Regions from separate parts of the Homo sapiens genome. Here all the other regions are linked to region 3. A link is a contact called in ENCODE Hi-C or POLR2A ChIA-PET data. All regions are on one chromosome and are shown on one strand. The core of a region is the stretch at or near the end of the contact, and the rest is flanking DNA. Distances in the headings are between cores, read along the strand shown. Region 1 overlaps ARSB (arylsulfatase B). Region 2 overlaps LHFPL2 (LHFPL tetraspan subfamily member 2). Region 3 overlaps LOC124900191 (a long non-coding RNA gene).

Region 1 (4,440 bases), core at 470-2,969, 130 kb before region 3:
ATATGTGGGCCTGAAGTTGGAACTTTTTCCCTGATTGGAAAGCAATCAGGTCTTTAAACATGCATGTGGCCTGATTGATTTTGGGTTTTACAAACACCTCTGGTGGGAACTTGAAGCGGTATATAAATTAGCCCAGGAGCCCAGACAGAGGAGTGCCTGACCTAAAGCAATGGGCTGCAGAAGGGGGGATGATTGGAAAGCTGTTTTAAAGGTAGACTTGGCAGAATCAAATGCACATTCTGTCAGAAATGATTCAATGTAGTGCAACAGGGAAAGAGTAGCCAAGCGTGGTGGCACACACTTGTAGTCCCAGCTACTTGGGAGGCTGAAGTGGGAGGATTGATTGAGCCCAGGAGATCGAGGCTGCAGTGAGCTGTGATCCTGCCACTGCACTCCATCCTGGTTGGAGGAGTGAGACTTTGTCTCAAAAAAAAAAAAAAAAAGATAAGATTTGAGAATATCAGAATGTAATTTGAATATCTAGGTAGATAATGTCTCCAAAATCTTTTAGCAGGAGAAGATTGAATTTACCGAATCCTTTAGATGTGTACTAAGACATATATTAGCACTCCAGTTTGCCTCTCAGTAATTTAAAAAAAAATCCAAAGAATCAACCATCAACAAGCAGATACTTTTCTGGGACAAAGAGGCTTCTCCATTTTTGAAACGATGTTGCCTACTCATCTGTTAGTCACCCTTGCATCAGGGCCGTGTTCAAAGAGATGTCCAGGCTTGGTATGAGGCTGCTAGAGCCTTCCTTGCTTTTCCTTTTGTGATCTTTGAGTCAGGTTGGGAAGGATGACTAGGGTAAGCCCCAGCTGAAGCATGCACAGGGATGTTGGGGTAGAGATGATGTTTCAGGGCAGCCCTCCACGGCCAAGCCACACATTAAATTGTTTGGGGAGTAGTTCTAAAAATTAATGCTGTTGTCATGGTTTCATTTTGATTTTTATCAGCTGGATATGGATGAGGCTTCATTGTCATATACTTAATGTTTTTGCTTAGATCTTTGGCAAACCAATATTTTTCCATGACTTTTTGACAGTTATTTTTGTTCAATAGTGAATAATAAAGTGAGATTTACGGTCTGTATATGATAATGTTTGTCTTACTTTGACATTTCTTTTCTAGACAGTAAAGGCCTTATAATTAGATTTTCCCTGTGCCAAAACATTGCTGCAAAACCATCTCCCTGAAAAAACGTTTCTTTGCTTCTTTTAGGAGCTGGCGTCATCTTATTTTGATTTGGAATTTTTTTCATATGTCAGTCAGGAAATGAAACAAAAATTTCTCTTGAATATGAATTCTTAACAAGAAAGAAATTAACTTTTGCCGAAAAATAAAACTAGAAGGGAAAATGAGAAGAAACGTCTTTGAAATGCTGATGGTTCCATTGTCTTTTTAAATTCTAATTTATGTCAAACTTCAGTGAGCAATATAGGAAACTCCCTTTTCCACCTTGTTGCAAAAGAGCTTATTTTATTCTTGTTGCTACTCCTACCAGTTTTATGTTGAATTCTTTGAAATACCCAGGAGACTGAACTAGAACTTATGGACCGCACCCTATTTCTCATATAGTTAACCAACTAATGTCCTAACTCAGTGGATTCTGCCCCATTGCTGATAAGTGGCAACCATCGGCCAGGTGCCATCTGTGGGGGTACAAGGACAGGCGAAGCTGAACTGCCCTTCTGCTGAGGCCACATCTGCAGTTGGCGCTATGCCAGGAGAGCCTTGGAGAAGTTGCACATGTGTCCATTGACAGTGCTTTCTCTTTGGAGTGCTCTTAAAAAGAATAACTGTTGATAGAATCGCTTATTGCTAATGGCAAAACATCACAGAGAACTAATTGCAAAAACAGTCACACTTACTACATCCGTGGCCTCCCCTAATGATATGTGGAAACACCTTCCCTTTCCTACAGTAGCAAAAGTGGCCAAATTCTCTGTACAACCCGGAGAATTTTCCTATCTGAGTCATAACTGAAGAGCTGCTCCTAGAATCAGATTCCAGATCCAGCCACCCTTGTCCCCATCATCTCCACTCTTATTTCCACCACCATCTTCATCCAATACTTTCCGTTGAGCACTAACAAATATGTGCAACTGAAGGACACTACATAATACCTCAGAGAAGTGTATCTATTTAAAACAGAGACAACAGGCTTCTTCTAAAGTATTGAGCCAGCATCACTTACAGCAATCCAGACAACAGAGTGAAATAATCGTTCTGTCTCAGCCTTTCTTGATATCACGGGAAGAGTGTAGGTATTTCTTTCCAGTGTATTTTTGTATCACATGAATAGCACCTTCTTCTAAGTTTCGATACATTGGTTATGAGTGATTGCTACTCTGTGCAGTATCATGAACATGGAGGAATTTCTTCTTTCTACTGATGGTGACCTTTTGTTGTTTTGAATATACGGGTCTGCTCAGCTTCAATATGAAATGGAATGTGTATTTCAACAACTGGCCTGAGTGAATGTTTGGGCCTTGAGTTTTTGTCAAGAAGTGATGTGGGGAGGTTTGAAGAAAGATTCTTGTAAGTCTGTGATGTCAAATGATGAGATTGTCTGTCACCGACCCATGTGTTGAAGAATTGTTTCCTCACCTGATCTAACTCAAGACTCTTCTCTACTCCCTTTCGAGAAGCACAGAAAAGAACTGAGAACTGGTGTGTTAAGGGCGCCACCAAAAGTTTCCTTGGCAGTAGAGCCTTGAATTTCTTCCCCAACAGCAGCTAAGCCTTCTCTAAAAGGAATTACCATTACCTTGAAATAACTTCCTATGTACACTCATAGGAAGAGTGTACACTTTGCTGAGGTTGACCGTACTTGTGGTTTTCATCAGGAAGTGAAAGTTTATGTGGCCTACATGTGTGAGCCCACTCTATACTAGGGATAGCAGGAGTGTGGTGCTCTAGGGGCAGAGGCCTGGGGTGTCACACAGACCTTGTTGGAATCCTAGCATTGCCATCTATTCACTGTTTGGCTTTTTCAAACTTCCTTTTAAAAAACGTGACAAAATGGTTATAATACTAAACTATTTGGGTTGTTGTAAATTTTAAGAACAACAGCAGTTACTACCATGTATTGAGCACTTAGGTTGTGTCAGGTACCCTGCCAAGAAAAGATCATAAGCAATGTCACTTCATTTCCATCATAATACATGAAGTAGTGCTATGGTTTGGATGTGGTTTGTTTCCACCAAAGCTCATGTGGAAGTCTAATTGCCACTGCATCTTGGGAGGTGGGGCCCAGTAGGAAGTGTTTGGGTCATGGGGGCGGGTTCCTCATGAATAGATCAATGCTGTCTCCCAGGATCGAGTTCTCAATCTCAAGGGAATGGATTAGTCGCCATGAGAGTGGGTTGTTATAAAGTGAGGCTCTTCCTGCTCTTTGGTCCCTCTTTACCTGCACCTGCCTCTCCTTCCACTTCTCTGCCATGTTATGATGCAGCACAAAAGCCCTCACCAGCAACTGATGCCAGTGCCTAGCGCTTGGACTTATCAGTCATCAGAATTGTGAGCCAAATAAACCTGTTTTCTTTATAAATTACCTAGTCTCAGTATTCTGTTATAGCAACACAAAATGGACTAAATCAATTAGTGATTGTTATTTCCACATGAAGACGAGGAAACTGAGGTGGTATATCACCCCTGGCCACACAGCTAGTGAGTGTCTGGCCTCAGGCTTCTATTCCAGGTCTGCCAACCCCAGATTCTGTGAGAGATAATGCAAAATCAGAGTCACTCCTAGTGCAGTCAGTGCTTAACAAGTGTTCATTCTCTTTCCTCCCAGATGCATCTTGTAGCTTTGATAGATCTCTGATTTCTTAATAAATTTTTATATGTAACATTCTATACAGCAGGTGGTCTGTCATACTGCCCTCATGTGGCTCATTTGGGTAATAGTGGGTTTTTTTTTTAAAGTTTAATGCAAAATATGTGTTATTTAAAATGTGTCTCTAAAGTCACCTAAATCTGTGGATACTTTGGGAGTTTGTATGATTCTATAACCCCAGTATGTAAGAAATGGCACTTTTTCTTTTCTACTGCCCACTTTAATGTCTTAACTCTGAGCCCTCATTTGGCTGGGAAGATACTTAACTTCAGTTACTCTAGTAGCTTCTACCCTGTCTTTGCCAAGATCTCCCATTCCTTCTGTTGTCTTGGAAGAGAAACCTTCTCTTCCCTGGTATTGTGCATAATGAAACTTTATTTCACCATCCTGTCAAGAGGGGAAAAATTTTTTTCACAATTATATTTTTCCATCTAATGTTCTGTTTACAGAGACATTTATCAACCACTGGAGAAATACTCAGCTTTCACACTTAAGAAAGAGATATTATTGCCAGAGTGTAGAGTGTTAATTCATTTTCCAGTTTAAATTGTAGAATTTTTTTTCCAAGAGGAAAAGAAAAAGGTCAGTTTTTGTCTCCA
Region 2 (4,310 bases), core at 1,056-3,555, 190 kb after region 3:
ATTGCTCGTGCTCAACACTATTCACAGTAGTTTCTGTCTTGCAAAATGATCATACGTATATATATATATACGTATATATATATATACTATATATATACGTATATATATATTCAAGGTTAAAAGCAAGACAGTTGAGTAATTGTCATCTGGAGGAGGGTTTCTCAGAATTGCCTATACACATTTGCTCCCCTGTCACTCTCCTTCATCACTCATAGTCTAGGGCTACCCTACAATAGAAGGAGTTCACAGAGGTGGGTCCAGACACTGGTGTTTTGGAAACACACCCACTGGAGGATCCCCCCTGCCTTGGACAGCATCACTGCTACTCTGTGCTCCATTGCTGCCTGCGATTCCTCCTTGCCTCCTGCGCTTTCTTCTCATGCCGGAATTCCTGCTGTCATGTTTGCCTGATGATTTTCTCCACTCTCGTTAACCCAGTATTTCTTTCTTCTACATAGCCTGACTTTTCTAACTACTATCTGTAGGGAATGTTCATAGGGCAATGATCCTTTTGTTTATTCAGTAAACATTTATGAATTGTCTACTCTATGTCATGCCCTATGTTGAGTGCAAGAGATATTGAGAGGAGTAAGCTAGAATTAGTTTTGTTCTCAAGGACCTTGTTGTCCCATAGATTTATAACTAAATATTGGGGAAGAGGTAAGAATTATGTGAATGAACATGGTCCCAGCAGTGTGGGAATAACAATAGCAGTGTTTTGATATGCACACCTGGCATGTTAAAAAGCAGTATAATTGAATATGACTTGTGGCTGGCACGTTATAGGCTATTCTGTTGTACCTAGATATTTAAAAACATACTCTCTAACAGCTTTACGTTGATGGGATAATGTTTGAATCAAGGAGTTTCTCCTTCCTTAAGAGAAGGAATTTTTCCTGATTAGCAACGTTTGGCTTAGAGTCCGCGAGGTCTTTGGAAACTTGAACCTCAGTCTTTCACCACTGTGGTTGAGTGGCAGGGCCGGCGTTGTTGGGGTTCAGGTTCCCAGCGTCTCACATGCGTTTAACACAGTCCAGCCTTTGGCAAGCTGCCACTTTCTGTGCTTGGTAGACGGTTCATGAAACTCGACACTCTCATGTCTTTCCTTGAAAATCTTGCAAGGTTCAGCAATCCTTCAATGGCTGACCCAGTTCTGTTAAACTCCTGTTGTCAGACACAATTGTGAGGTAGTCCTGGACCTGTTGTCAGAGAATGCATTTCAGACTTTAAAAAAAAAGTTACACCAGCCTAGTTCTGGAGCAACGATTAATGCTTTGGCTGCAGAAATGGGGAGTGCTCTTTGTGCATAGTATGTGGCCACAGACTCCCCTTAAAATGTGGACAGACTTCCTCGAGCATTTGTTGTATCAGTAGAGCACAGTAAAGTAGGATTTGGACAATTATTCCTTTAGTTGACTCATGTAAATAAAGCCTTAGAGAGTGTGTCTACTGAAAATATAATGAGCTCTTCCTAGTCAGGTAGAAGGGATGGTTTTGTGAAAGTAGCAGAGCTCTTACTGTATTTTTGTTTTAGCTAATCTTGCTTTGGTATTTGCCTCGGTGCTTCAAGTCTTTGGGGCCCATCCTTGCCCCTGTTCTTAATATGAGGAGATAATACTTAATAAGAATGATGGTTGCAGGCATCTTACGTTGGTTGTTGCAGTATTGCCTAGCTGGAAATACACTGGCCTGCCTGGGGGGTCAGAAGTCCTAGATTGAAGGCCGTATTCTGTCATTTACTAATGGTGTGATTTAGCTTAAGTGGCTCAAATTCTTGGTTTATAAAATGGGGATAGTAAAGATGTCTCTCCCCACCCACACTCCGGCCCCCTTTTAGTAATAGTGCCTATAAAATGAGAAAATGAATTGCAGAGTGTCCTGTGATACACAGTGCTCTGCCATGAAGCTCCCATTCTTGCTGTGGATGGGCATAGACCTCAGGTCTCAGGGAAGGATTGTGAGAGGACAGTTGCTGAGACTTTCCCCCTCTGTGGCCTCTGTGATCCTGACTTACTGTTTCTTAACCCACCCCAGAGGCAACCTGGACCACCTCGGGTCAACTCTGTTTATTACACAGTTCTTTCTTCATTCAGCTGAAATTCACCCCTGTCATTTCCAAGGTAATTTTCACTCCTTGGTTCTAGTTTTACAGAGTAACATGAAACAATTCAAATCAGTGCACTTCAAGTCTTAGCAATCTGTAACTGATAAAAGGGGTCTTACAACTCTGCTTCCTGTTTTTGGCAATTCAATTCAATAAATAAGTGCTGGTGCCCATCACGTGGGGGCCGTGTTCTCTGTGTGGCACTAAAGGCAGCTATTGTTTCTCCTGACATCCGGAAGTGTAACAGAAGGGCATGCAGCCCAAATGGAGATGAATGGGAAGCGAAGACTTTTTAACTCCTTAATGTGCAAAAACACGGTAGTTTTAATTTTATTTACAATGTTTGTTGGAATAAACAGTGCCTACTTTGATTGCACTGTAAGTGGCCAAGCAGATTAATAATATACATATATACAGATAAAGACCAATATTTACATGAACCCATGTGTTTAACAACCAGTAAGTGAATAAAAACCCATATTTGCATTTAGGAAAATGGAAAAAAGGTGACCTGGCAGCGTGAGAATACCATTGTATGTGCTCTAATTGATGTTCTTGTCATCAGCACATCCCATGAGAGGATCCTGAAGTGTCTTCTCAGTGATTAGAGGAAACACACTCTTTACACTGAGTTTTACACGTTGATTATAGTATCCAAGACAAAAATGAACAAATGAAAAAGCAGTACAGCCTTAGCAGTAGGTGCCCCTAGCAGTTCTTGACCCCTGTTACTGACTAGCTGTGTGCCTTTGAGGAAGCCAGCCCTTATTCCTCAGGAATTTGTTTCCCTCATAGTTAAAATGCGGCCAAAATTTTCTCTCCTGCTTGCATTATATAGTTGTTAGGATAAAATGTGATCATGTATACGGATTTGAATATTAACACCACTTCTTGCAAGCCATGTAACTTTTGGTAAGGTTAAGTTTCTTTTTGCCTGCTTCCTCATCCTTAAAATGGGATAATACTGGTAGCTACCTCAGGGGTTTTGTGAAAGCAAATGAGTTAATTCACAAAAATTGTTTTTCAGAAACATTAGTCTCTTATTACTTCATAAACTTTAAGTAGTAACAGACCAATGTTTCTAAAAAACAGATGCCAAGATGAAAACTAGAAATAAAGACACTGTTCTAATACATAGAACAATGCCTGACAGTCCTGATATATTAACTTTTTAGGTGAATGTTTGAAGGTTCTGTGACTTAGTATATTTTTAGTATACTGTATTTTCGAAATAGCATATTTAAAAAAAAAATGAAAATCACACCCTGTAAACTAACCAAACCCAGAACAGAACTGGCATGTTTTTATCTTCCTGACTACTCTGGTGGTTTCACAAGATATTACTTCTTTGTCAGAAAAGCTTAATCATGATACTAAGAACCTATTCCTAAATGACTGTTATTTTCAAAGCTTTGGGTCAAATTAATTGATTCTAGAAAATGCTTTTTACTGTCAGTGTGAATTTGGAAAGCTTTAGGTGGGAACTGGGATACAATTCTGCCTTTTCCGTTACTGTTAGGGTCTTGACTGTCTTAACTGTCCAGAGCTTTGCTTGGTTTATATGTAAAAAAAGGAGATTTTAAAAAATGTTATCTTTGAATTTTGAACAGTACCAAGGTTGAAGTGACTCATTTTGTTGTGACTCATTTAGCTTTTAGAAATAAGGAAATGTTGATCAAGAACTCCATTTATAACAGACCCATTCATAATAATCCTAGTGGCATATTTCGCAGAAGCCATTTCCAGATAAAAATACTGATCATGACTTCCCCTAAAGGGTAAAATAAAATTGTGGGAAATGTTTAGAATTTAGCAAGTAATTAAGTTAACAAAGAACCATTTTTAAAAAGTCATCGTTTCGCCGGGCGCAGTGGCTCACGCCTGTAATCCCAGCACTTTGGGAGGCCGGGGCGGGTGGATCACTTGAGGTCAGGAGTTCAAGACCAGCCTGGCCAACATGCTGAAACCCTGTCTCTACTAAAAATACAAAAATTAGCTGGAGGTGGTGGCACATGCCTGTAATCCCAGCTACTCAGGAGGCTGAGGCAAGAGAATCGCCCAGGAGGTGGAGGTTGCAGTGAGCCAAGATCGTGCCATTGTACTTCAGCCTGGGTGACAGAGGGAGACTCTGTCTCAAAAAAAAAAAAGTCTTAGTTTCCTTAACTGTTATAACAAAGGACTTTATGAATTCAGAATTCTTTTGTAT
Region 3 (4,639 bases), core at 1,119-3,618:
GAGGAAATTGAATGCAGAAAAGGAAGTACCTATAGGGACATAGTGCCATAAAGGAGGAAGTTGCTCTTTTTTTAAGTTGGGTGATAGTAGAGCATGTTTGAATGATAATGAGGAAGAGGAAAGGAGAGGCTGAGAATGTGAACAAATGAGGCATAACTGACGGAACAAGAACTCACAAAGTAGGAAGGGATGGCCCTAGAAGAGCACAGGTGTTGCACAGGTGGGGGAATTAGCCTAGGGTGAGGACAGGAGCAGGCTTTCACTAAGCTATGGAAAAAGCAAGGCGCTCAGGAGCTAGGTGAGGATGTAGACAGGTTCTTAATGGAGGGCCAGAAAAATTAATGCTTGTTGCCTTCCTCGTGAATGAGGAAAATGGTGAATGACGCATCAACAAAAAACAATTTTGTGGCTTCAAATTATTTGTATAAAGATCTCATTTAATCCTCACAACAATCCAAGTGGGTCTTCCAGTTCCAAATCTAGGTTATCCCCCAATTTCTCCATTGTTCTCAGCTACCCTGACCTGGCACTTTTTCCTCCTGTAGCTCTACAATACTGGAACTCCCTCAAACTAATCCTTTCCCAGACATTGGCCCAAGACAACTCATAAGTCTCTCTTACAGCTTGCTATGCATTCAGTGTTTTTCTTCCCCTAAAATTCATGTTGAAGCTTAATCCCCAATGCAACAGTATTAAGAGAGGGACATTTAGGACGTGATGAGCCAGGAGGAGGGCTCTGCCCGCGTAAATGAGACTAGCGCATTATTCAAATGCTGGAGGGAACTAGCTTGGCCCTTTTCGCCCTTCCATTTATTTGCCATGTGAGGACACAGAGTGCGTTTCCTTCAAAGGACAAAGCGACAAGTCAATGTCTTGGAAGCAGAGACTGGGCCTCACCAGACACCGAACCTGCTGGCATCTAGATTTTGAACATTCAACCTCCAAAACTGTGAAAATACATTTCTGTTCTTTATAAATTACCCAGTCTCAGGTATGTTGTTCTAGCAGCACAAACAGACTAAGACACAGCTGCTGCCATTGAGGGAATCCGCGCAACAGTTGGTTCTTTCCCTTCTTATCTCTGTGCCTCAAATGTCCCTGCCATCCAGCAACAAGCAGTTCCAGCACAGCCTGCCAGTGTTCTGGTTATCAGTCCTTCTCTGACCTGTTGCACAAAAGGATGTTAACCAAATCCAGACCTACATTAGGCGCATGGTACCAACTCTTGTCTATAGCCAAGGACTATTACCTGCCTTAATGGGGGTTCAACTGGTGGTGATTTGTGTAGAGAACACTTGATCAGTTATCCTCTTACATTCATTTATTTATTTATTTATTTATTTATTTATTTATTTATTTATTTATTTATTTTGAGACGGAGTCTCACTCTGTCTCCCAGGCTGGAGTGCAGTGGCACGATCTTGGCTCACTGCAATCTCTGCCCCCTGGATTCAAGCAATTCTCCTGCCTCAGCCTCCCAAGTAGCTGAGACTACAGGCTCGTGCCACCACACCCAGCTAATTTTTGTATTTTTGGTAGAGACAGGGTTTCACTATGTTGGCCAGGATGGTCTCGATCTCTTGACCTCATGATCCACCCGCCTCGGCCTACCAAAGTGCTGAGATTAGAGGCATGAGTCACCACGCCCAGCCTCCTCTTATGTTTCTTATATGCACTTAATACCCAAAGGAATATTGGGTGTTACGCCCCATACACCATGGGGCTCTCTGATTCCCAGCTGTTGTTGGCCCCATAGTCTTTCTCCTGGACTTTTCCATTCCCAGGTAGCATCATTACAATATATTTAAAGGGTTGGGCGGGGGAGTCCCATGGTTATTAGTTCATGAAGTGAAAGAGGGGAGAAGGGCAAGGTTAAAGTTGCAAAAAGAATGTGAAAGGCAGAAAATTGGATGAGATCAAGGAAGCAAACCTGTGACTATCAAGTCAGGTGACATTTTTCTGCTTCTGTTCAAGTTGTCTTCAAGGCCACTCTGAAAGAGGAACTTTGAAAATAATTTGAGTAATAATAGCATCATGTGACTAAAACTCACATGTATTTTGGTTATACATTCTAATGTGTTTGTTTAAAAAGGTTTGTTATTGTTGGTCATAATTTATGCAGTCTTTCAAACAGTGCTCTGTTAAAATGAGGTTCTTCTAGCTGAACTAGAAAGGTAATTTTTTTAAAAATGTGGACCCAGGATTCAACTTTGTGCTAAGTATGTTTAAACTTTCCAGTCCAAAAGAAGAATGAAGCTTTTTGACATTGTGAATCAACAATGTGGTTAAAGGTCATAGGTTTAAAAAATCCGACACAGTTTAGGTTTGACTCATGCATTCAAGAGGCAAATCTTTTTGACCCCAAGGTGAAGGTGAAACTGCCTTTGCTGATAGGGCAGCTCCAGAAAGCAAAATCACTTTTGTTTTGAAGGCAGCTGTTTTCCTAGATGCTATCCTTTCATTTCAACCAAACAGATTCATTATGCACTGAGCAACGAATAAAATAAAAGCACGGGTACCATTTCCGATCGAGGAAATTGTCCAGGACAATTGTCCTGGACACTCCTGATTACCTCCTATCCCTTCTTTCACTTTCCATCCATCTCAAGGGCCAACCCAGCAGGTTATTTCACCTTATCCCAGGCTCCATGTGAAGTGTACTGAACACAGAATTGGACTTCTTCAGTCTTGATCCTTGGTGCTAATTCACCCCCAGCATGATGGACACACATCCCCAGCCTTCTTGGTCTGGCTGTTTCAGAGAGCACCTCTCAGCCCCTCCACAAGACTAGACTGTGCCTCTCTAGAAAACAACCAGTAACTCTCATCGTCTATAACTCCCGGGCTGGCCACAAGGCCTTATGCAACAGGTGAGGTAGCCGGGAGTCTTCTCCAAAAACACTGAAGTTCTAATTTGCTCTTTTTCCTTCTGAAGATGTCTCCTTAAAGAAGCCCTTCTGAATGCCATGGTGTGTTGGAGATGTGCCTTTGTATCATGAGTTTCACAGCAAAATCTAGCACAGGCTTATTTTACATCTCCTAAGCCCCCAGTGGATATGAGTCATCCCAAGTATATCAGAGTCTCCTAATCCCGCTCACCCAGAGCCCTACCCAGCTTCAGGCTGGAAACCAGCGCCTCCCAGTCCCCATCTGGATGGTGTCAACAACTCTTTCCTTTCATGAAAACCACATGTGAACATAGGTTTTGGGGTTTTTTTCTATTGGTTTTGGAAGAAAAGAAACACATGCAGGGTAGGGGCACCGTCATGTTGTCAGAGTGATGACTCGGCTTCTGGCAAACACTTGGTCTCATGGGAGGCAGAGAAGAGAAGCTCTGGTAAAAATTAGCTTGGAGATGTTCCTTTCTGTAAACACAACCTGAAAAGATGTAAATCGCCGAGTGGGCAGAGTCCTTGCCTGTCCCAAGTGCAGGCATTTATGGTATCAAAGAAAGTTTACTTATAGCCATTTCAACTTGGGTTTCCTGTGAATGAATGGGCAAGAACGTGAGTGGAGAAGACTTGGATGGAACTGGGCTTTCTTCATGTATTCAGCCCAGTAGAAACCACTGCCCTTTACAGGAAACAGTGAGACACTGTTTGGAAGATAGGTCTAGGGACTGGAAGAACTCTCTCACAACAAAGCTCTGGGTGTACCTTGGATTGAAATATGATTTCAAATGCAGTTCATCCCTGGGAGAAGTGTTAAGACTTGCCTTATATTTCAGAGGTTCTTGGACAGCAGGATTTTCTTCCCCAAAATTATGATGCAAATAATTCAAAGTATACAGCATGGTGGCTCAGGCAGCCCTGCCTTGACAACATAGAGCTGGTAGAACACTGTTTTTATTTATAACTTTAATAAGCAAGGCTCTTCATTAGGTGTTATATTCTATGGCTGTTTCCTCTACAGAATATAGACTAAGAGATGCACATACATCCCTACACATAATATATGGTCCAAACTATGTTTAAAGGGCAAAACTCATTGTTTGGACTCGAAGATCTATTACATTTATATCTAACCCATGTAATATTCTTTTTCCACCTAAATCAATCAGTACATTCATTGAGCACCTTCAAGGTGGGCAGTGCCTTCAGGCTGCCATACATAGAGAAGCCTTAGCTGTGGTCCTTGACTGCAGGAAACCTCATTAAGGAGACACCCAGCTGATGAAATGTTAATTAACAGTTCAAGACAGAACGTGATAAGTGCCAAATGAGAAAGGATGGAATGACCTGGAGAAATTCAATTTAGAGAAAATGAAGGGCACATGAGAGAACAGGCTTCCTTTTTCAGCAGGAATCTTGAACCTGTCTCCAGAAGGAAGAACTTCTGAGTTTCAGGAAGGATCTCAGCTCATCTTTAGAAAGAACTTCTAAATTGGGAAAGCCAACATAGTGAGGTTGCCCAAGGCATGCAAACAGACTGAATCACCATCTGTTAGGGAAGCAGAAACAGGATTTTCTACATTGAGAAAACTAAATAACCTTTAAAATTGGCTTGAACCTGTGAAATAGTGACAGGAGCATAACTCAATCTGCACCTCCCTGGGGAGCTGGGAGCTCTGCTGGGCCTCAAAAAGTAAGCAGCCTCTAGAGGGGTAGACCCTCTCCTCCCACGTGCTCCCAGACCACCC

Evidence for each region. A loop is a pair of places that touch in the nucleus more often than their neighbours do. ChIA-PET counts read pairs that join two places held with the same protein, here RNA polymerase II (POLR2A). Pooled maps may share reads with other maps.
Region 1: a map of GM12878 shows a loop between it and region 3 (2.9-fold over the local background). The contact joins two enhancer-like sites. A Hi-C loop is called at or near these places in 3 of 168 maps with a recorded cell type or tissue (B cell and GM12878), 28 of 37 single-sample maps with no recorded cell type and 8 of 50 pooled maps.
Region 2: a pooled map shows a loop between it and region 3 (2.4-fold over the local background). The contact joins two enhancer-like sites. A Hi-C loop is called at or near these places in 8 of 37 single-sample maps with no recorded cell type and 3 of 50 pooled maps. POLR2A ChIA-PET finds 5 or more read pairs at or near these places in 1 of 52 experiments (OCI-LY7).

What each region holds. Positions count from the first base shown.
Region 1 is chr5:78,886,255-78,890,694 of GRCh38, reverse strand. The region is part of intron 4 of ARSB (arylsulfatase B); the gene reads left to right. Among named protein-coding and RNA genes, the nearest start is that of ARSB, 97 kb to the left of the region's middle. RefSeq lists an enhancer at 3,085-3,134. Within about 2 kb of position 1,719, at least 6 of the 41 ENCODE cell types and tissues checked have a DNase peak (open chromatin) inside an H3K27ac peak, as active enhancers do.
Region 2 is chr5:78,566,411-78,570,720 of GRCh38, reverse strand. The region is part of intron 2 of LHFPL2 (LHFPL tetraspan subfamily member 2); the gene reads left to right. Among named protein-coding and RNA genes, the nearest start is that of LHFPL2, 80 kb to the left of the region's middle. Within about 2 kb of position 2,305, at least 9 of the 41 ENCODE cell types and tissues checked have a DNase peak (open chromatin) inside an H3K27ac peak, as active enhancers do.
Region 3 is chr5:78,756,005-78,760,643 of GRCh38, reverse strand. All of the region lies in intron 3 of LOC124900191 (a long non-coding RNA gene), which reads left to right. Among named protein-coding and RNA genes, the nearest start is that of LHFPL2, 110 kb to the right of the region's middle. RefSeq lists enhancers at 101-230, 2,917-2,966, 3,537-3,596. Within about 2 kb of position 2,368, at least 4 of the 41 ENCODE cell types and tissues checked have a DNase peak (open chromatin) inside an H3K27ac peak, as active enhancers do.